Regions from separate parts of the Mus musculus genome. Here region 1 is linked to region 2. A link is a loop called in an ENCODE intact Hi-C map of the cell type or tissue named here. Cell type or tissue: heart. All regions are shown on one strand. Each heading gives the region's core, and the rest is flanking DNA. Links, peaks and the distances in the headings are about the cores only. Region 1 holds the start of A230009B12Rik (RIKEN cDNA A230009B12 gene). Region 2 holds the start of Gm39565 (a long non-coding RNA gene).

The links. Hi-C counts contacts between places; a loop is a spot of excess contacts. Peaks named below come from ENCODE experiments on the same cell type or tissue, not always from the same donor. Only the 100,000 strongest peaks of a DNase experiment are listed, where the experiment ranks them.
Region 1: it touches region 2 in a loop (1.8-fold over the local background); 2 of 42 quality-filtered maps call a loop at or near these places.

The regions. Positions count from the first base shown.
Region 1 is chr17:10,447,124-10,458,264 of GRCm38, reverse strand. The region is part of intron 4 of Pacrg (PARK2 co-regulated); the gene reads left to right. It overlaps A230009B12Rik (RIKEN cDNA A230009B12 gene), which reads right to left and starts at 2,049. Exons shown (of 2, transcript NR_077237.1): 1 at 1,922-2,049. In heart, for the core only: no CTCF peak of the experiment used is centred there; DNase peaks (open chromatin) are centred at 5,304, 6,404 and 8,144; H3K27ac peaks cover 4,336 bases.
Region 2 is chr17:10,365,384-10,376,524 of GRCm38, reverse strand. It overlaps Gm39565 (a long non-coding RNA gene), which reads right to left and starts at 4,961. Exons shown (of 3, transcript XR_876405.1): 1 at 4,880-4,961; 2 at 3,690-3,801; 3 at 1,746-2,634. In heart, for the core only: no CTCF peak of the experiment used is centred there; DNase peaks (open chromatin) are centred at 4,324, 5,584, 5,994, 9,254 and 1 weaker place; H3K27ac peaks cover 6,842 bases.

The sequences.
Region 1 (11,141 bases), core at 1,269-9,268, 82 kb before region 2:
TCAAGTCCTGGCTCTAAGCGGATGTATCTGGCGAGGGATGAGAGTAAAAGTTCTTGCCCTTGGTGAAAGGACAGGAAGGCAGGTTCCCTCCAGAGCCTGCCAGGGTCTGTGTCTCAGATGTGTTCGTGTTCCAGAGAGATTCCTCCTGCCATCTTAGAGAATTTTTCTTCAAAAAGGAAAAGAGAGGCATTGGGTTTCTCTTGCCGTTTTTAAATCCCTTCAAAAGGCAACTTGAGTCAACTTGATGTCTACTTGAGTCGACTTGATGCCTACATTGTCCCATCTCACTTCAATTCTTACCACAAATTTTAGAGAAAACTGATGCTTGGTGCTTTTAGGCATGTAGTTTAGAGAAAAAGAAGATTTTATACACCATGTGAATTTCATTAAGTCATAGAAAACAGGTGAAAGTGACAGTGTAGCTCAGAGTTAATGCCTTTACGATGTACTGTCCCTGGCCTAAAATCAGTAAAATAACCAACTGTTTACTTAATGTATTTTTAAAAAATCACCTTTTTCCTCAAGACTTTATAGATTTACACATTAAGAAAACTAGAAAGGATGACAGGTTAAAATTCAAAGCAAATTATTCCAACTCCACAGCAGACGAATAGGGGTTTGGGAGACTATTAACTTATAATCATTTATCCTGTCCTTCATGGTAATGATGTGGCCAGCACCACAGGTGACCAAGTCACTTGGCTCCACACAGGCTCAGCTCAGGAACTCTTCTCTTTTTTAGTCAGGGTTGAAGGAGGAACCTAGGGGTAGAGCCAGGGTCACCAGAGAGGCCAGGTCTGAGAAGAGATGCAGCCTTGAAGTTAGATCTGGGGAGTGTGGCTGGAGCCAAGGTGGGTGTGGCTGGAGCCAAGGAGGGTGTGTCACTTTGTATTGTTGACTGAGAGAAAGGTGAGGTGAGGTCCACCACATCAGGAGTTCAAAGGACGGACGCGTGTGGTCAGCTGAACAGAAGCATCTGGGTCTCAAGCCAGTGCAACCCCTGCAGGCCTCCCACCGTCCGTTCAGTGCAAACACACATGGTGGGAGAAGTGAAGGGATGGATGAGGGTGTGCTCTGCCTCACAGCCAATGGTGTCACCGCCAAGTGGGCTTGTCCGAGAGGAAAACACGCCTGCATGCCTGTGTCCCTCTGTCCTCTTCCTTCCCCCACCCACCCTTCTTTTATCTCTTCCTTTCTCTTCCTTTCTTAGTAATGATGATAGTCAAAGCTGAGCTCAATAAACACAATACCCTACCATTCACCTTATCTACAGCTGTTTCCACCCACGCAACAATAACAACAACAACAAAAGAAAAGTGAGATTAAAAACCAGGAAGTTGATTTAGGTAAATTCACACAGACATCTTTCCTCCTGCCATACAGGACCTGCCGGCTTGAGTGGAAATCCCGTCCTTAGAGCATATTTAGGTAAATGATAACCATCTGTTGAGTTGTACCCAAAGCTAATGGCCAGCAGACATCTCAGCCCATGATTCTATCAATTAATACTACTTCGTGCAGAGTGCAGCACACAGGCACATCACTTACGGGGCAGCGCTGGCTCTGTCTGTTTCTGCACATTCTTTGGTGAGTTTCACATGCAAGTGCCACACTTGCCTCCTGCTAGGCTGTAATCACTGTAGCACTCTCCCCTTGATTTATAGGGCTCAATTATCTCTCCTCAGTCATATGAGATGTCTTTTCTAATAAAGGGCCAAAGAGTCTGAGAGGCAGCATGTGTGCCGCACACACAGAAGGGTGATCAGACCAGGGCAGGTTTTCCCAGAACTTAGCAAACATTCACAAACAGGGGAAATTGGAGTTGCTCATCCAATATGTTTCAGTCTCCATGGACTCAGCTAATAAAGTAACCATGGAAAAATTAAATATGTGTAAACCAGAGCACCTTTATGGTACTTACCGGGTTATTGCGTTGTGTCACTTGTAGCAAGGACGGTTTCCAGGCTGCAGGGGGAGAAAGAAAATCTTTTGCTTTTATTTGAAAAGATGATGATGTCTCAAAATACTACGGAGAAAATTGTGTCCAAATGAGTGTGCCTGGACCTGAACCAACAATAAACGGGTCTGCCTCATGTATCACATGCTGCAGATGAAATGGGCCTTGTTTTGTGACTCTTTCCATCTGAGCGCAAGTGCCTTTTGCTCTACCAAAAGAAACACTGCATTGTGATTAAGTAGATCTGGGTTTGTATCTCTATCACTGTTGTCTTTTAAACAGTCCAGATATATTTAAATAAATGCATTAAGCCGTGAGACCAGGCATAGTCCTGTCTTTGTCTGGCCTCTCCCTGTAACCGTGGCCCAGGAACCACCGTCTAGGAACCATGGTCATGTATTGTATTCCTGATTCCACTCAAGTTCTGAAGCTGTAAGTTCTGTCTTAAACAAACATCCCTATCACTACAGGGTCTGTCTGTCCCTCAGCAATCCCTTCCTGGATGTTGTGAGGATAGACTACGACAGGGGAGAAAGTGACAAACACCTGGCTTGGAGTCACTCCAGCCACAAAGAAGTGCCACACCTGAGCTGTTCCTGTAGTTCTGTCTCTGTCCTGTGCAGACACCCTGGGATATGCCTGCACCACCCCCAACCCCAGTCTTTAGAGTTTCCCTGTGTAGGTGCTGTGACACACACGCCTCTTTCTGTGTCTGTTCAGAACTTAGCATTTTCATTTCCAAGACAGCACATGGACTTGAGCCCCCATGTGCACATGTAGTCACAGCAGGATGAGAGGGTAGTACACTGCCACCTCTTCATAGCTGAGTCTCTGGCCCCATATGACCCCTACCATGATGCCCTCCAAGCTCTACCCCCAATCCTTTCTTGTCCATCCCACAAGTAACTAAAGTTGCTTAAAGGCCAAGGAACCTTGAGCTAAACTCTGAAATCCTGACTTGATTAACTGTTTTAGGGGGTACACGGCTGATCACTGATTTTAGGGGTACGTGTATGTTCACATGGGAGCTGCATGTGCGCACATGTATATGTGTGATGTGTGACCAGAAACCAATAGTGTTGTCTTTCTCGGTAGCTCTCCACCTTATTTCCGGAAACAGTCTCTTACCCACCTGTGTAGCCAGTGGGTTCCAGAGAGCATCCTGCCTGTCTCCCTAGTGCTGACACTGCAGGTGTACCACCAGCTTTTATGTGGGTCCTGGGGACAGAACTCGGTTTCCCATACTTAGTGGTCACCCAGGTTTTTTGTTTTGTTTTGCTTTGTTGTTGTTGTTTGTTGTGGGGAGATGTTTGTTTTTCTGTTTTGTTTTATTGTTGCGTTGCGCTAACATTTAACCTTGCTGAAATGCAATGGCACACACCTCTAATCCTAGGCAGAGTAAGGTGGATTCCTGTGAGTTTTAGGCTAGCCATGGCTATATGGTAAAACCCTATATCAAAAAAATAAAAAAATAAATTAATCTAGGCACCTAAACCGCAAGTCCTGGTGATCAGAAGGAAAGCCATAGGCGCTGCCCCACAGTGGATGAATTGGCTAGTGATCACAGCGGTCCTAAAAGGATGTGATGCAGGCTGTGATGACCAAGCCTTGCCGCAGAAGCTCGCCAGCGCTCAACAGTGTCACTCAGGGTCTCCAGTTTGAACTCCTGGCATCTGTGCTTACCAGTGATTCACAAAGATGACTTCAGCACCACGTGTGCCTTCAAACAAATCCCAAGTGTCTAATCTGGAGGTTTGCTCCAACCCAGGGCATGGAACAAGGAAAGGCTGTGCACTAAGCACCGTCCAATTATGACTTCCTCAGTAGATCGTCCTCTAAGGAGAAATGCCTTTCCTAAATGGAATCTTCCATTCTTCCCACTGCATTTGGTCTGTGCAGAGTGAGTCTGTGATATTTTTCTATGAATTGTAATCTAGGCCCTACCACAAATCATCAGCACTTTCTGTGGTGCTAGGACCACCCAGCCCGAAAGTGTGGGCCTTAGGACGGACATGCTCTGGACACTGGAGATGCACGCTGTTCCTGGTTGTCAGAGCCCCCTGTCCTGGGAGAAGCCCTGCCATGTAAGTGTGTGCTTCAGAGAACACCAGGCTCTGACTGTATCTTCTCCCACCAGACCCCACCAGATCCCAGCAAGGGCCAGTGAGGCTGAGCATAACCCCCAAGCGGGAGAGGGCCAACTGTGGTAGCATGACATATCACCAACTGTGAAGTATTACTTAATTTCCCAATACGGCAGTACCCTCAAAGGTACCAGCCCATCCAGTGGCCAAACTAAGTCTTCATTTTGATGTAATCTTTTAGGAGAATAAAAGTACGTAATGCTAGAATGTAATGCTTTTTAGACAATAATGGTGATCGAGTATAAGGTTTTAATGTTGGCAAACAACATATTTCAGCCACTGAGAAATCACATAGCAATAAAAACTGCTGGGGCTTTAAAGAGGGAAATAAATTGCTACTCAACTCTGAGTGACCATCTAGGAAGTAACTGTCCCCGTGTCAAAGTGAGGTGGGGATAAGAGGGCTTCATCCTTTCTCTCTGCTCTCCTCTACCCCTGATGCTTTAAACGTCCATTTCTGTTTCCCAGATTATATTTTCCAACAAACAGTATTGATTTCATGCATTTCATCATTTATACTTGAACTAAATAAACGGGGATGTCATTTCTCCAGAGAACGTTAAATTCTCTAGATTTTATCTCTGAATGTCAACTTTGGAGGCATGTTTTTAACACAAATAAGCTCCATAAACTATTTCTGTTAATAACCGTCAGGTCTATAAACCATCATCTTTTCAAAATGTGCATTTCTGTCTGAATTATAATTACTGCTTGAAGCAAAATATAATTTAGTAGTTATATGACTTGAGGTGCTTTTGATGTCGCTATAAAGGACCCTTATTGAGCATGGCTTTATTTGCTAGGAACCAGCTGACCCACCAAGGCCACCGCATACAAAGGTGGGCATTGGTGGTTCCTAGTTGAGAAAAGGCAGGGATCAAACTTCCTGGAAAAGCAGCCCCCGGTTTCTCTTCTGTTCCTTACCTGTCTTCTCCTTGATGTCTCAGTTGATCTTAGCTTCCAAACCCTTCATCCCAAACACACACATGCACACATACATGCATGCATGTGATCGCACGCACAAACACACACACACACACACACACACACACACACACACACACTACCCCTGCTCGTTCTCTGCTCTGCTGAGCTCCTAGCCAGCAGCTGTGCTGGGGCCCTTGGGCTTTCCAAGGAAAAAGTGTTGAAGGCAGCCTTTGACCTAGCCCCAGAGCATTGTCTTCTCCACCTCAGTTCCTGCACCAAAGGAAATGAGACCATCTTCCTCTTTGCCTCCTGCATACACCCACATCCTACAGCAACAAAGAGCTCCACCTCTTTACCCCATGAGTCTGACCCCTCAGGACTCCAACTGAGGCCTGTCACCTGGGATGCCACAACTGCTCTACAAAATTCTACACAGCAAAGGACAAAGTTGTCCACATCTGTGAACCAGATACAATGAGCCTTTTAACGATGGTTTGTTTGATAATGGCCAGGGGCCCAAATTAAAATTGTAGGATGATGATGGGGAAATGGCTCCAGGTCTGAGTTAACATGCTCCAAGCCAGGAAACCACTTTCTTTCTAGAAGATTAACTTTACAATCTAGTGAGCACTGCTCATTCCAGAGGGCTAGATAAGGTCAATAGTGCACTGCGCATGTGCATTAGTAGTGCACTGGATATGTACATCAGTAGTGCACTGCACACATGCATCTGTAGTACACTGGGTATGTGCATCTGTAGTGCACTCTGCATGTGCATCAGTAGGGCACTGCACATGTGCATTAAGGATGCATGGGTATAAATGGGTGCTGCCTGGGCTGAGGAGGGTGCTCCCCTTCCTTTCATGAGACACACACTAGGCTCTAGAATCTAGAGCACCGGGCATTTGCCTCTGGAAAACATTCTCCTAAAGACTCCCTACTCGGTGTTACAGCTCAAATCTGCTCTGCTTTTTCCCAGAGTCCTTCATTTCTGCCTTTTGTTGACTATTTGTGTCTAGATTTAGCTAAATGTCAAGAAGTACAATGTAGTTTGTCTCTTATGCCACATGGACATGTATTCTTTAAAATTTAACGTGCTAAGTAAGCCATTCTTGTCATGGCTGTTCTGACATGAACACACAGCGAAGCACAGGACTTGACACAGAGTGGGGCCAGAACACAGGGAGCTGACCAAGACCCCATGAGCTCCTCTAGCAGCTGGAAGGCCAGCTTAAAGTACAGTGAAAAGCCATCTGCGAGCTGCCTCCGGTCAAAGCTACAGTCTTTCCAATTAGATGCCCCACCCCATAGCAGGCCATCTGTGACAGTGGCCCACAAACTGCTATAACTTCACCACAGCCCATCTGAGAAGACTTGCCACTGCCCTGTCCCATCTGTGAACCAAGGACATTTACCTCCCCTTCCTTGGCCCCATCCAGATCAAAAAAAATTCTTGGCTGCCTCTTTCCCAGTGAACTGCTCTATTCTGTTTTGTGTTGTGTTGTAAGCAAGCTCCTTTGAAAGGACAGACTCCTGCCAGGCAGAAGCTCTGAGTACTGGTGTAGTTTGTCATCTGTCCCCTGGGGACCCCACAGACTTTCCAATAAAGCCAGAGATGGTTCCATAGCCCAACCCCCCTCCCAGACACAGCCACCTCCATACACCACAGAATGGCAACTGGTACCAGCATTTCTGCTCGGCCGAAGGCAGAGATAACAACAAGAAAGAGACTTGGGTGCCAGGCAGAGAGGTTGCCGAGTGTCTCATGGGTATGTGGAGAGGGATCATGTGCCCCACGAGAAAAACATCCCTCTTTGTGTTCCATTCAGCTGTCACTAAGAATCAAAGAAGGCATTGGCATCCACTGTTGTGCGCAGGACTCGGGCTCCCAGCCGGCGGCATCACTCCATTCTAGCCTTACATTGTATTTATTCAGTGTCTTTTCAGCATTGCATGTGAGGTTGTATTTGCATTTGGGGGGTATTTAGGGGCCAGTGTTAGGATTTTGTTTTGTTTTGTTTGCATGCACTTTGTCAAAAGAAATCTTCCTGCCAGTCCTCAACTATTTTGAGTATTTTCACACTCGTGCTGTATTATAGTAGAAGTGCATTATTCTGAGAAGCAACCTCTCCCCTGCACATCCTTCCTGTGCCTATCAGGATGGGGTAGCGGGACAGCCATCACTTCATCCCGCCAAGCCCTACGGCCCTAGTATCCAAGAGAAATCTAAGTCTAATAAAAAAAAACTCGGACTAGTGCTAGTGAGAGGGTCATTTGCCCAGCTGAACTAGATGGCCAGCTCCATTCCTGCAACCAGCCTTTGGGCTTGCTCTCCCATGCAACTCAAAGTCAAGAAGCATATGTTTACACTGACAGCTTTTTTTGTTCCCCTGGGGAAAGGGTGGCAGCAGTTCTGAGGCAGAGAGGAAGGGAAGGTGGAGTAACCAGCTAGAAGTGCATTCAATACACTCAGTCATCAGACTCCGTCTCCACCATCGGGAGCATCCACAGCAGAGCCCTTGGGCAACATGCCGCTCTGACCACTGACACCATTCTTACAACTGTCCCTAAGGCCACCGACACTTCCCCCAAGAAAATGACAGTTCCACCAAGACACAGAATAGGCGTCAGAGCCACTGAAGAACAGAAAGTAATGTAATAGAGACCTTTGCCCACTGACTGCCTAGACGAAGCCTCTCACCGTTGTCAGTACCGCACCCCATTATTTAACAGTATATGGCTATAAATTTATCAGTAGAGATGTGTGGTGTCTATCCACTCGGCTGAAACTCCCTACAGGACACCCTAGCTTTCTGATTGCCACCTCTTTTGCAGGACAGGAAACAGAGGCCTGGGAACTTTTCCAGTCTGGTTGCCCTGCTCAGTAGAATGATAGCAAGCCATCTCAGAGTTAAAGCTGTCTGTGCCCCAGGCGGGGCCTGACCACACTCACTCTCCATTTAGAAGCATGATGCATGTTCACAGGTCAGAGTAACATGAGCAGAGAGGTTAAGCAACACAAAACCATCCCCCTTCGCCAGGTGCCTCCCTAAGCCAGAAACTCCGCCGTTAGGTCATCGCTCTCTGAGCTAAGGCATTCCTGCCGGTCTTTCCAATGGAAAAACCTACAGCGAAACCAGAGCCAAGGAGCCCACGGGGCTGAGGAGGAGCCTGAGCCTGCCTGTCACTTATGGCACAGCCGCTGAAGCAAGGGCTCTAAATCCCACCCCGCAACGGACAAGCTGGCTCATTGTTACCCCACACTTGGTCTTGAAGGACAAAGCAGTTGTGAAGGATCACCAATGTCAGCACATAGTCTGGGTTCCTTGGCTCAGAGCGGGGCCCCGTGGGCTCTAGGGAATGCAGAGCGCCCTCTGCTCAAGGTCACTCACTACCCAAGGCAAGGCGAACCAAAGGTCTTGCAGACAGTGTGAATGAGAGGTGGCACCTCTTCTCAGCCTGGGCCCACCCACCCACCACAAGCCACCCACCCACCGCAAGCCACAGAACCTTGGAGACCAATGCAGGGCCCACCTATCCACTGGGTACCTGTGAAGCAGGGCCAGTCAGAGCAGAGATGCACCTGGCCTTTCACACTGCCTGGGGCTCCAGTTTCCTTAATACACTCTTCCAGTCAGCTACGTCATTATACAAACCACAGGCTTTCTCAGGCTTTCCCATTCCCATCGGTGAAACCTAGGTTTCTACAGCACAAACTAAAGAGCTTGTGACACTGAGCAGTTAATGACATCACCTGGGTGTAAACCCATCATCCTCTGAGGACCCAGGACCCCGAGGCTGTGTCCCTGGCAACATCCGGATGTCCAGGTCTTCCCTGGATGCAGCCTCAATGCTATGTAGATGTCACTATTTCCAAGGTATGAGGAGAACAGGAAGGGAGAGCGAGCAAGGAACAGAAAGGGCCACCAATCCACAAGGGCAGAGTCAGCTCCAGGAAGTCTGTTTGTGGCCCAGTGTAGCCCATAGGGTTTGGGAAAGGCTACCAGGCAGGCAGGTGACCCAGTCCACGCTCGGAGGTTGTTGATGAGCAGTGGCCTCTCCAACGCATTGAGGCTACCAGCCTGGTCCTCTAGGTCAAGAGCAGGCCCAGGCACCAAGCAGGAAGCTGGACTCACTGATGGTTTGTGTGTGTTGGCAGGTCAGTGAGAACCTGGGATGTAGGGCAGAGCCTGCAGCCAGCTGCTCTGACCCCACAAAGGTCTTGGGTTTGTGTTGATGTTGTTGTTGTTGTTGTTATTGTTGTTGTTGTTGTTGTGAACAGCAGAACCAATCATTGTTAACTGTGAAACTTGCCCCCCTGCCTCTGGTCTTAAGAGCCTGGCTTTGTGGTGTTGCACACTCTCTGAATTTTTGGTAAATTCTTAAACAAATTTGAATAGTCTTCATTTAGCAGACAGGAAGGCTATATATCTAAAATAAATTTGTCTCTAATATGCTGTATCTCAAAAACACATATCAGTCAATCCTCCCCCACTGATTCTGAATGTCTGCTTTATTAGCTACTGAATTCCAGCTCTTAAGTCGGTGTCTTTGTGTTCAACAAACACAGGAGCGATGCAGTCCTGGGTGCTGGAGACAGAGCAGAGCGCACAGCCCAGCACTTAGCTGCTTCTGCAGAGAGACTAGTGGAGGAGGAGTCAGGCTAAACAAAGGCAGCCACAAACTAGACAGTCTACCAGGTGGGGATAAATTCCATGAATGAAAAGTAAAGATGTGAGAATCCAGAGTAGCCGAGATACAGTTTAAAATAAAGTACTCAGGGAAGAACAGGACATGAAGGGGCCGGAGGAGGGGGGGGCATTGAAATTGCAAAGGATGATGGGTACATGCAGGAGAAAACAGCATGTCTGTGCTCTGAGGCCATGGCAGTTACAGAGAAGGGAAGTGAGTGGCCACCAGCTCAGGGAGAAGCTGACGCTGTCTCTGTACAGATCACGGCTCAGTTGATTCGAGGGTCAGAAATGCAGCTTACATATCTGGAGAGCAAAGGTTCAACATGACGGCATCTGTCCTGTGGGTGTGCATGTCCACTCCCCATGTGTGCAAGGCACAGTGGGCATCCCGAGCTGGCAGACACGGGGCTCTTGTCTCAGTCTCCACTCTCACGGGGCCCACTCCCATGTGATAAGAGTCTTTGGGGCCCAGCTTGTCTCCAGTTCAGCATGGGTTCACAGCTCTGGTTCCCACTTCAGTACATCCGAAGAGACCTCTTTTTGCAGGTATCTTTATTTTTACTGTATTTTTATTTACAATTTTATGTATGTTCACTTTGCATGCTGGCTACTTTCACCTTCTATCTCCCTCCCACTCCTGGGCATTCTCCCCATCAATATCTCTTACACACACCTGCCCATTTGCTTTGGTGTTTGACCCACTGAGTTTGGTCAGGGCCTTCTTCTGTGCAATGGTGAATTTGGAGCCAGCCATGGGAATCTGGTGGTTTCAGCAGCGGGTCACAACTAAAGGCAGCGATTCACCCTGCTCTTTCTAAAATCAATCAGTGGCCAATAGTTCAAAGGTAAAGGGTAGGGTCCCAGGCTCCCTCTCCCTTCCATAACTGCCTGTCGGTAGGACTGGTCTTGTGAATACCCACTCTTGCCATGACTTATTGATCACAATAGGTGTTTCATGTCTAAGGACCAGCTTTTTGGAGCCCTTCACCCGGTGTTCTGGTCTTATATATGCCCCACCCACCCTTCCACAGTTGGACTCCTTTAGGGATGGGCCCACAAGCATTGCTTAATTTATGCATCTTGTGTAGCCATGAGTCGCCACAGACACTACTGTTTTTTGAAGGAGAGGCTTCTCTGATGAAAGCTGTTAGTCCATGTCTGTTGGTATAAACATAGTGTTTCAAAGGCATTTGCTGCCATGTCAGTTTGGTTAACCATTAGAAATATGTTCCCACATGGGCCCGATCCCTTCCCAAGCCTGAGCTATCTGCCAGGCATATAGTACTGTCACAGACCCTCTGGGCCCCTTTGTCTGCATGGAAAGGGTTTCTAGTCACGGGTGGGCAGTGTCGGATGAATTTGACAGACAGATGTACACAGGAGAGGTTGTGTTGTCTGAATGTCTTTTGTCAAATTGAG
Region 2 (11,141 bases), core at 1,272-9,271:
CTCAGTGATTGACAGGGACTGGGACATGCAAGACAAAAGTCAAAAATGAAAAGAAGACCCTTCCATCCGTTTCCTTCTTTTGGTTGTGGTGTGTATCACATAGTAGAAACCACACCAGGATACCTGGATTCTCCAGGAAGGCCTAACCTATCACCAAGACTCTATAAGAGCAAGGAGGAGCACAGAGGAGATGGCGTGGAGGTTGGGGGTAGTGTGTCTGCAGATGGGGGAAGAGGCCACAATCCAAGAGTGGGGGTCCCCTCTGAACGCTGGAAAAGTCAAGGAAATGGGGTCTCCCCAGAACCTTCAGAAGGCAAGGACTGCGGACACCATGATTTTAGGGCTTATTTTATAACTCTGACCTTCGGAACAAGTGAACTTTGTGGTTGTAAGTCATGGGGTTGTGGCAATTTTATATGTAAGTAGCCTCAGGAGATTAATACCACAGGGGTGTGCTGAATAATAGAGTTTGAAAATAAGAATATCCTAGCTCACTGTAGCGTGCTATCAAAGAACCAGATTTGCCTTCCAAGCAGTCACCTACACTCATTTGAAGAGTCACATCCTCTTGTGAACCAGGTATGTAGTTGTTTTGCTCATTAGCATGATGCAGGAGGTAGAAGGGAGGTTGACAAGGATTCTGAATCCGTGCTCTGGAGTAGCTGGGTAGCAAATGCCTTGCCCAAGCACAGCGGTTCTGAATGAGTTAGTATCCACCGCCATGTTCCATGACACATATAGCGAAAGAGATACTGTTATCCCGCCCAAGTTCTCCCATAGGATATTCCAGAAAGGGCTTAGCAAATGCCATGGTTGGATATGGATTGAGTGTGTCCTCAGGGACTCAAGTGTGGGCATTTAATCCTTACTGGACCTGTTAGATGGGTGGAAACTTCAGGCCTGGTGTTCAGCGGTGGGCCTTTAGGAGGCAATTGGGGGTAGATGGGGACTTTAGGGTGCAGCCCCCATGACTGGTGTTTTAATTAGGTGTCTGTTGGTTCAATACACACTGTGACCAAGAGCAACTTGGGGAGGTAAGGATTGATTTCACCTTACAGCCCAACATGAAGAGAAATCAAAGCAGGAACCTTGAGGTAAGACTTGAAACAGGTCATGGCGGAGTACGGCTTGTGGTTTGCTGTCCATGGCTCTCTCAGATTCCTGTTTTATCCTATCCAAGACCATCTGCTTGTGAATGGCACCACCCATAAGGGGGTAGTCCCTTCCACATCTCTCTCTCTCTCTCTCTCCCCCTCCCTCTCTCTCTCTCTCTCTCTCTCTCTCTCTCTCTCTCTCTCACACACACACACACACACACACACACACAAACCTGCATCATAGACTTGCCTACAGTACAATCTGTTAGAGGTATTTTGACCCCAGCATGTGTCAAGATGACAAAACAAACACAAACACAAACAAAGAGTAAAACCAAACATAAAACCAGGAAAAGCAAACGGAAAACCCAGCACAGTTTGATAGTAGGGTCCTTATAGATACCAGGTCTTTGTAGGAAGACAGACACCAGGCAGGTCTGTGCCCTCTTTCACTTGCTACTTGATGGCTCTGCATCACCTGAGGTCTCTTGCAGCAAGGCTGTCACCAAGGCAGCCCCTGAGCCTTGGGCTTCATACTTTGAACCTAAATAAACCTTGTTTCTTTATAAAGTACATAGACTCAGGAATTTCATTATAATAACAAAAAAATGGGTTAACAGAGCAAAAATCACTCCACCATTAGTGCAGAGAACCAGTTTCGTGTGAGTGTTTGATGTCAGAGCTGATAGGACTGTGATTTTTTTAAGGCTCCCTGAATGTTCTGGTGCAGAAGAAGGACATTCTGGAGATAAGGCCCGAGAGAAGCATGAAACAGCCATCCTAAAGTCACACGGAGCGACACTTGTGAGCTGAAGGACAAATGCTTCCAGTTCTTGCTGGTCCTTATGCAGGAATCCTGCCGCTGAGGCCCACAGTCCCCTTGCTTTGGATCAATGGCAGTGCATTGTTCTCCATAAGACCTCCCGCCCAGGATGGCTGAATGAAACAGTTGGCACTTTTCGACACAGGCCCATTGTGCTTCTGCCTCCAGCCCCCTTACATTGTTCCTTGGAATGTTCTTCCTCCACCTCATATCACCCAAGGGCTGCTGTCCCCAAGGCTGTCCAGCCTCCAGATCAGATTGTCTATCAGCCCTCTTCCAACGGAGCAGTCAGCAGCAATCTTCACACTCTAGACCAGCAATTGGTTGGTCCACACATCCTTCTCGTCTTATCTTGTGCTCTCTACCACATCCTAGCTGCAGGTTTGCATGCCTGCCCACCCTTGTCACCTGCCTAAGGAATAGCTGTCATGCCTGGGTTCTTTGTATTATAAATGTCAGAAGTACACACCGACAAACATCATACACAGGAGTGAAGGCAAAATCCAAGACTGGGACCCTTCTTTCAAGCTCCCACCCTCTCTCTGGACTGACCCCATAAAAACTGTCTCCACAGAAGCAGTCTCCTGCCCCAGTAGGCACTAACAATACAAACAGATGTTTCAGGGTATCACCACAAGGCAGGCTCCTTCTGGTATCTGGAAGGTCTGGGGGAGGGGTGCTGCTGGGCATGCTACGCAGTGTACACTGTAGCCCCTGAAACAAAATGAGAACAGTGCTGAAGTGGCTGAAGTCACTGTTGACATGCTTTTGATACACGAAATTCAAACTGACAGACAGGCTGTGTGGAGCTGGATCCCATCAGGAAGTACATTGCTTGGAATTGGTTTTCTCCACCCCAGCCTCGCCCTCCTGTTTCTCTCTGGGGTAGTCCCAGAGGCTTAGAGAAGGTCCCTGGCTAGGAAGAGGACGTCAAGGGTGTCCCTTCAAGGGGTGGAGGGCACATGTTCTCATATCAGAGGTTGAATAAGAAGATGTTGTGCATATTATTTGAATGTGTATATTATCGTTTAAAGAGAAATATGACAGGTAAGTTCCAGGTGGTTTAAGATCCCTTTGATATGCTGTACTTCTTCACTCTGCCTCCCCCCATCAACTCATCTGGGGGCCAGGGCTCTTCCCCTCCCCCACCTCTACCCATATCCACTCCCTGCAAAACCCCTATATGGGTCCGTCTGTCCCCTTGTTGGGGCCCCATCAGACTGGTGGGTTGAGCTACTAAGACAAGCAAAGGTGTTTTCAGTTGGGACTATTTCCTGTGCCAGCTACTAAGGTTAGAGGTCCTCAGCCTTCCTAATGCTGTGACCCGTTACTACAGTTCCTCGTGTGGTGGAGACCCAGCCCCCAACCTACTTTGTTTTGCTACTTCATAGCTGTAACTTTGCTGCTCTTAGAAAGTGTAATGTAAATATCTGATACACAGGCTAGCTGGTATGTGTGTGACCCCTTTGGGGGTCGCAACCCTCATGGTCTCAGTTTTACCAGGTGCTTAGCAAGGATGGAGTCTCAGGTCTGAGTGGTCAAGGAGAGTCTCCTTCATTAGCAGGGTCAATGAAGAGAATTTGTTTTCCAGGTGCCTTTCCCAGGCCCCACTGAACATTAGTAATGATGCCCGTGTGTGGAGTACCTACATGCGTCAGACACTGTGGTGTGCAAGTCACACACACACACACACACACACACACACCGCCATCAAGCCTCCGTGCCAGCAGGCTCCTGCATTTGGGCCCCTCCAGCCCTTTCAAGCACACCTGGAGTGCCTCCAGCTATTGTCTATGGCCACCTGATCCACAAGGGGGTCCAGCAGAAACCAAGCTTCTGGCTCCACGGGCATCTTGCACTTAGCGTTCCTGAAAAATACCTCTGTGGGAAGAGTTTTGGCAAATCAAATCATAAGTGCCATGGAATCAATTCTTCGAGACTCACTGCTGTGCGGCCCAGCCCCGGAAAGCAAGAAACACCCCGCTATGAGCAACTGAATTTCAACATCTGTGGCCTGTCATCAGGTTTTGTTTTGTTTAGTTTGTCTTTTTTTTTTTTTTTTTTTTTTAAACTGGGTGTTATTATACAGCCCAGGATGGCCTCAAACTCATGACTGTAGCCTCAGCTGACCCTGAACCAGCCATCCACCTTCCTCAGAAATCTCCGTGCTGCAACCACAGGTGTGTACCATGCCTGGCTTCCCTTTGCTTTCTTCCATCATCTTTAGAGTGGAGGCCAAGTGCAGTCACACGCCAAACAGTTTTGCAGAACTTAAAAAAAAAAAAAAAAAAAAAAAAAAAAAAAAAAAAAAAACCTAAGAAAAAACTCTGATAAGCCAGCGGGCATTCCTGACCCTCCCTGAACATCCTCCCGGCTGAATTCCAGCCTCCGCTTTTCTCAGGACGCCCTTGGGCTCTGCAGATGGGGAGGAAGAAGGTTCAGGACCAGCTAAGGGTATAATCTCCATCCCGCAGTCAGAAATATGCAAAAATCAGAGAACTCCGTGCCAGCGATGACCCAGAATCCACAGGGCACCCAACGGTGAGAAGCTTATCCACACCTGCACACCGCCGCTCCAAACTGCACCTTGGACTGTGTGAGGCAGTGAGCGTCGGCAGTGAGCGTCGGCAGTGTGCGCACCTCTCACAGTGACCTGAAGAACGCTAGGGTGTGAGGTACCAGCAACTCCACATAGGAACAGAGGGTGCTTCCCCCCCCCCCCCACCCCCCACCCCCCGGGTAAAAACTTGCTCTGTCCCTAACCAGAAAGATCTGAGGGAGACATTTCCCTTCAGGCCCTGGGTGGGGCAAGAAACCCAGGGGAACAGAGCTTACTTTTCTGGTTACAGTACAGATGCTGTAATTAGCACCGTAATTAACCATTACAGGAAGTAGTCATCCTCCCACAGACAGGACCAACATATAAAGAAAAAAACAAAGCAAAACCGGATGCTGCTACCTGGGATTGCTCCCTGTCGGCACTGTGCGTCTGGGGATGCACTTCTGAGGAAGTGTCTTGAAGATGTTTTGCCCTCAGAAAGTCAAAAGGGAAATGCCGGGGCTGAGGGGAAAGTAGGGCGATGGCTCGGTGAGTGGGTGAGAGGTCATGGTCTACAATCATAAGAGCTGAGTTCGAATCCCCATACACCACAAACACTTACACATACAAAGAAAATTCTGCTTAAAAAAAATTGTATGTGTTCGTGTGTATAATATATACAAGAGGGGGTGTGCACATGTATGCCCACACATATGAAGCCAGAAGTTGGCACAGTCTCCCCATTCTTTCTTAGTTTTTGAGACTGGGTACCTCACTGAACCTAGAGCTCTCTGATTTGATGAGACTGACTGGCCAGTGATCCTTCTGCCTCCATCTTCCCAGTGCAGCTTTTATGTGGATTCTGGGCGTCAATATGCGCAGCAAGTATTTTGCCAATGAACTATCTCCCCAGAGCAATGGTGCTTTCTTTATCTGGTGCTGTTCAGGCTGCGGGCATGAAGAAGGGCAGACCTTTGCTCCCTCTTAGTACTGCTTCTCTGTGGTCCGAGACATTGCTGTGGCTTGTGGAAAGACATGCTAGACAGAGCTGTCATCTCCCTGTCAGCAACAACACGGGAAGGATCCAAATAGCGCCCGGGAGAGTGGCCCTGCTATGCTTGAGGCTGCAAAGGAAGGAATGTAGCCGGCCACATTCATTTCCTTCTTTGATTTTTGAGAGGCCAAGTTTCATTTCCCTAAAGGACATGAGGACTCGCACAGCCTACCCTTGGTAGGAGCAGGGGACAAAGCTCTAAGCTTTGGAGCAGAGTATGCAGACTTAAGATTCTGAAAACCTCACAGGCCTGAAGATGTTCTGCCTTGTGGCCACACACCTCAGTGATGCAGGGGTGAGGTGGGATAGCGCTGGGGTACACTTGTGTAGGGAAGATCTAGTTCACATTCTTCAGAGCTGTGTCTCAGTAGCAGGAATCAGCTACCCCTTCAAGCCTCTGGTGCATTTTGGCTGGACATGAAGCCTTTCTTATCCGTGTGGCTATAAATGTCTGGAGGAAGTGAGTCGATCCTGGCTGATGGACTCACATCCACAGTTTCTCCACAACACCATGGCTGCTTGGAGTACACTTCCCCAGCAGGTCAGCAGGGCCAACAGTGCAGGCCAGTGCCTAGGCAGGGCCCCACAGTTAGCCCCACCGCCCCGCCCAGCCCCACCCAACCCCTGTCCTTGAAGCTATTGGCTGCACCTTCATTCAGATGGAGAGCTAAAGTGTTGGTGACTCCAACCGGAAGAGCCCCTAGCTGCCAAATCAGCTAGCAGGATGGGGTCACCAATTAAATGCAGAGAAACCAGATCCAGATCGTGGCGGCCGATAGAGACCTGCATGACGGTGCCATGGAGATCAGTCACCGGACTGAATCAGCATAGCATCTATTATGGATGACGTTTGCCAAGCCAGAGAGATGAATTGAGTGCTTTATCTTGAGCCAGTGACAGAGATGCATGACTAGGATTGCACCAGATCAATCCAGAGCCAATAAGTCATGGCATCCAAGGGTTCGTCACAGCTGAACACTGGGCCTGGAGATGGCTTGCTGTGTAAGCATGAAGACCCGGGTTCAAATCCCCACAAGTTGGCCAGGTAGTACACACCTATACAGCCAGATGAGAAGTGGAGACAGAGGGATTCCTGGAAGCTTTGGGGCCAGCAGCGTGGCAGACAGAGTGAACAGCAAGGAATCCATCTCAAGAAAGGAGGAAGGGAAAGGACCAACACCTTAAGGTTGTCCTTGGACCTCCATGCTATAACACAAACATGCCTCCACACACACTTACACACACACACACACACACACCATATACACACAAAACTATATATACTATATACCTATATAACTACACAAACCTAACCACACACATGCATATGCCAAATGCACATAACTATGAATACCATACACAAATAGACTTAACTATATACCACACATATCTACATTGATCACACACATAACTACACAAACTATACACACATACATACACACACATAGCTGTACATATCACATACCCCTACAATACACACAAACACATAAGCCACACACCACACACACATAACCACAAATACACATACCTTCACAGGCAAGCATGGAAACGTGCAAAAACACGAGCATGCACACACATGCATAAGTACACAAACCAGCCCAGATCACCTACACATATGTACTCACACAGATAAACCCTCATGCAGTGTGTAACTCACACAGTTACACACTCTCACGGGTACACATAGGCAGGACATCCTTCAGCTCCTCTTTATGAAGCTATAGTGACTGCTCCTTTTTGTGTCAATGTCAAACACCATGGAATGACCATTAGAATACTCAGAAGGAAACAGAAATTGTTAGGAGGGAATATGTTCAATGGTGATATTGGAGTCAGAGATGGTACCGCAATCTGAATAGGGCCTTTGTATATTGAAGCGAAATTGAAGTCAGGAGCGTGGGTATATACCTGCAATCCCCAAACACATCAGACTGATGAAGGAGGATCCAAATCATGAAGTCACCTAGACTACAAAACAATACTCTGTTTCCAAAGAGGCTGCGTGTGTTTATGTGTGTGTGTGTGTGTGTGTGTGTGTGTGTTTAGGGACAACAAGAATAAGCAGAGTTTGGGAAGGGCAGTGACAAGCTGATCATCAAGAAAGAAAGGGTAAGTGATAGAGGGCCCAGTGGATAGAAGCTGTGCAAGCACCAGGTCTTGAAGTCAACGCGACCTTCAGGATCCATGTAAAAAGCCAGGCATGCTTGTAACCTGTGTGCTCCATATGTATACCTGGTCCACAGAAGTCAGAAAAAGACATCAGAGGCTAGCCAGCATGCAGAGCAGAGACAGGTGGGGCCTGGAACTCACTAAGCCAGCCAGCAGAGCAGAAATGGATGCTGCAGGCACAGTGAGAGACCCTGGCTCAAGGCAAGAAGAAGACAGAGAATGTTAAGGGGAGACGTCTGTTGTTCCGCTTTGACCTCTGCATGCATGCGCACACAGGTGTGCACATACTCTCCACCAGCACCACACGCATAGATCGCATACAGAGAGAAAGAAAGACGGGTAAGGAATGCCTGCCCGTGGCCAGTGCCTCAGCCCGGAGAGAAGAGCAGCCCTTTGAAGTGTGGGTGGGGTTTGCAGAGCTGCTCTGGAAATGTCAAAGCTTTTCTGACAGCATTATAGAAGCTCACAGATCAAGAGGACAGTGAGTATATTATATTTTCTATTTCCCCAGCAAAGCTGAGGTGGGGGCGGGGGCGGGGGCAGGGTATCCTGCAGTTCAGATTGACTGGGAGAACACACCTTCACCCGTGAGTCGTACCTGTTAATGAAGCACTGAGCAGGAGCCTCAGAATTCCTGCCAAGCCAAAGATGGGCCCCAGGGACACCTTAAAGTACCAATATTTACAATAACTACCTATGAAGCCAGGTTTGGTCCTCAAAACTTGTAACTCCAGTTCTCGGAGATCTGATGCTCTTTTCGGGATTCTGTGGGCACCAAGCATAGACATGATGCACATATACACATACAGGCAAAACACTCACATATGTTAAAATAGATAAGTAAACTAATCGTAAAGAAAAAGCAATATCCAACAAACGCTCACCAGGCACCACCAACATTCTTGTGAAGGCTGCCCTCACCAATCGAAAAGGAACGTGTTTTTCATTTGATATGCATTATCCCCAAACACCACTTTGCCAAGCTACACGTAAATAAAATGTAAAAATAAAGACGCAGAATCCAAACCACAAAGCCTATAGTCTAAAAAAGTGCAGAAAACCAGAATCCAAAAACAGAAGAAACTTATTCTTCAAAACATCACAAACTCTAAGCATTTGCCAAAACAGCGGGAGTTATGTGGTGTCCTCAGTGGAAGTTGGTTCGAAGGCCCCTTGATGGCATGTGTCATGTGCCATGTGCCAAGTGTTGGTATCCAAGAGGAGGAGAAAGAAGTCGGAAAGGCCGTCTAGCAAGAAGCAACCTGAGGGGCAGTAGCTAACCTCAGGTGACAGGGCAGATCTGGAGAGTGGGCTGGCAGAGTTAGGTAAACTTCCATTTGTCTATCAAGCAGAACACCCTGCTAGGTAGATCCCAACTTCACTGAGAAGTCTGGGTTATGCTTGAAGGGAATTCAGCAAGTTGGAGGCTTCCAGGAAACCATTACCGTGCTAGGGGAAATTCTGTGGGCGTAGGGTGGGAAGAAAGGCGGGGGTGGGGGGGTGGGGTCTGCAGAAGCTCTGGGGATTGGAGTCACCCACTGTGTGGAGGGGAAATAGAAACTGACAACAGGAAGCAATGGCCCCCGCAGGTCAGAGCCTGGCTGGATATTGTAGAGAGGGAGGAAATTCAAAAATAACCCAGTAGTCTTTAGTTTCAGCAACTGGGACATAGGGATTCACCTGGTGATTGGGACACAGGAAAAGATAACATTACAAAGCAGACATTGTGTGGACCTTGGCTATAGATATATTTAGCTGTACAAAGTTGTGGATTTCGCAGTAGTGGATTTCCTCCAAAAATAATAGGAAGTCAATGGCTAGACATGGTCTGGGTAAGTAGAAGAAAATATAAAATGTTCCACAGTAGCAAAGACATGGGTGCTGAAGAGAAGGCTTCAGAACACAGTCCCAGGCCAGACTGGGCCATCTGACCCACGAGAATGAAGGTCTTCAGAAAAATGGCTGAATGAAGGCTGGAAGGATGGCTGTCTAGCATGCCCAAAGCCCTGGCTCAACCCCCAGCCCCCAGCACTGCACAAACTGGGTGTGGTGGGACACACCTGGCAGATGGAGCAGGCAGATCAGAGTCTCAAGGTCATCTTGGCCACTTAGCAAGTTTGAGGCTAGACTAGGTTACCTGAGACCCTGCCTACTATTGCGTTGATACCAACTGCCAAGCTGTCGGGACAATGTCACAGGAATTTCTTTCTTATCCCAGCGAACATTTCAGTCATTCACACTCTTTCTTATCTCTTAATAATTTTTCAGGGAATAATCCGAGATAAACAGAAATGGTTGCAAAAATCCTCTAGATTTTGTCACATCCCGTGAATCCTCCCCCCCCCCCCCTGCTCTGTGACAGCTTCCCTGTGTGCCCTTGTTTCTAATGACCTTGGCAATTCCAGGATGTCTTTTGTAAATGTTCCTCGGTTTTATTTCGTTTTGTTTCTCTTACCTTCTCTCTAGTGAATAGACTACAGCCAATGGGTGTGTCACCTTGCCTCAAAGGCACAGCCCACCTGAGATTTACTGCTGATAATGTTTGCCTTGATTACTGGCTGAGGGAGGGTGTACCGGGAGTCCCCCCCCCCCCAAAACTCTTTGTTCTTAGGGAGAAAGGCAGTAGGTCCACTGACCTCAGGGAATGAGGGTGGCAAAGTCTTGCTCTGTGTGTTGGGTGGAGGTCAACTATATAAATAAAAGGAGGGTTTTTCATTGAAGAGTCCCCATCCCCACCCAGTCTTTTCTTGACCACTCATTTAAACATTCAATCATTTATTCTGTTGCTACACACACATGCATATTCATGTTACACCTTGGGCTTACAAAACGGTAGGACTTTACTTCGTTTTCTTTGCTTACTCTTACACAGCTCTGGCCCGGGGCTGGGGCTGGGGCTGGGGCTGGGGCTGGGGCTGGGGCTGGGGCTGGGGCTGGGGCTGGGGCTGGGGCTGGGGCTGGGGCTGGGGCTGGGGCTGGGGCTGGGGGTGCATTCTAAGTTGGCGGATGAGTTCTTTTGACAAGCTCTACTTCTTAAGCTAAATCTAAGTACTCCCCTTTCTTCTTGCCGCAAGATGCTTCAAGTTTCCCTTGATCCAGTTCTAGAGAGCCATTTAACTAAAGTGCTGTGGAGAACGGGATTTAGAATCTAACCTGTGGAGCTAGGATGGATGTGGTTCTTCTGGGGTGTTGCTTCTCCGTTCTCATTGGACAGAGCTGGGAGATGCATGCACATGCATGCTCCTTTTATGCAGGGCTGCTTGGTTTAGCTCAGGCTGCTCTCGTCCCTGAACCAGTCGCCCCCAACCCCTCCCCGAACTTACAGCTTCCTGGTCCCACCAAGAAAAAGCTGTCTCTCAGCAGCCTCCGTTGTTTTTTCGGATTAGTGCAGCCCCAATACATGTATACAGCTACTTAAGGTTGGCAACCTGTAACCCCACTGAACACTGTTATCTGTGC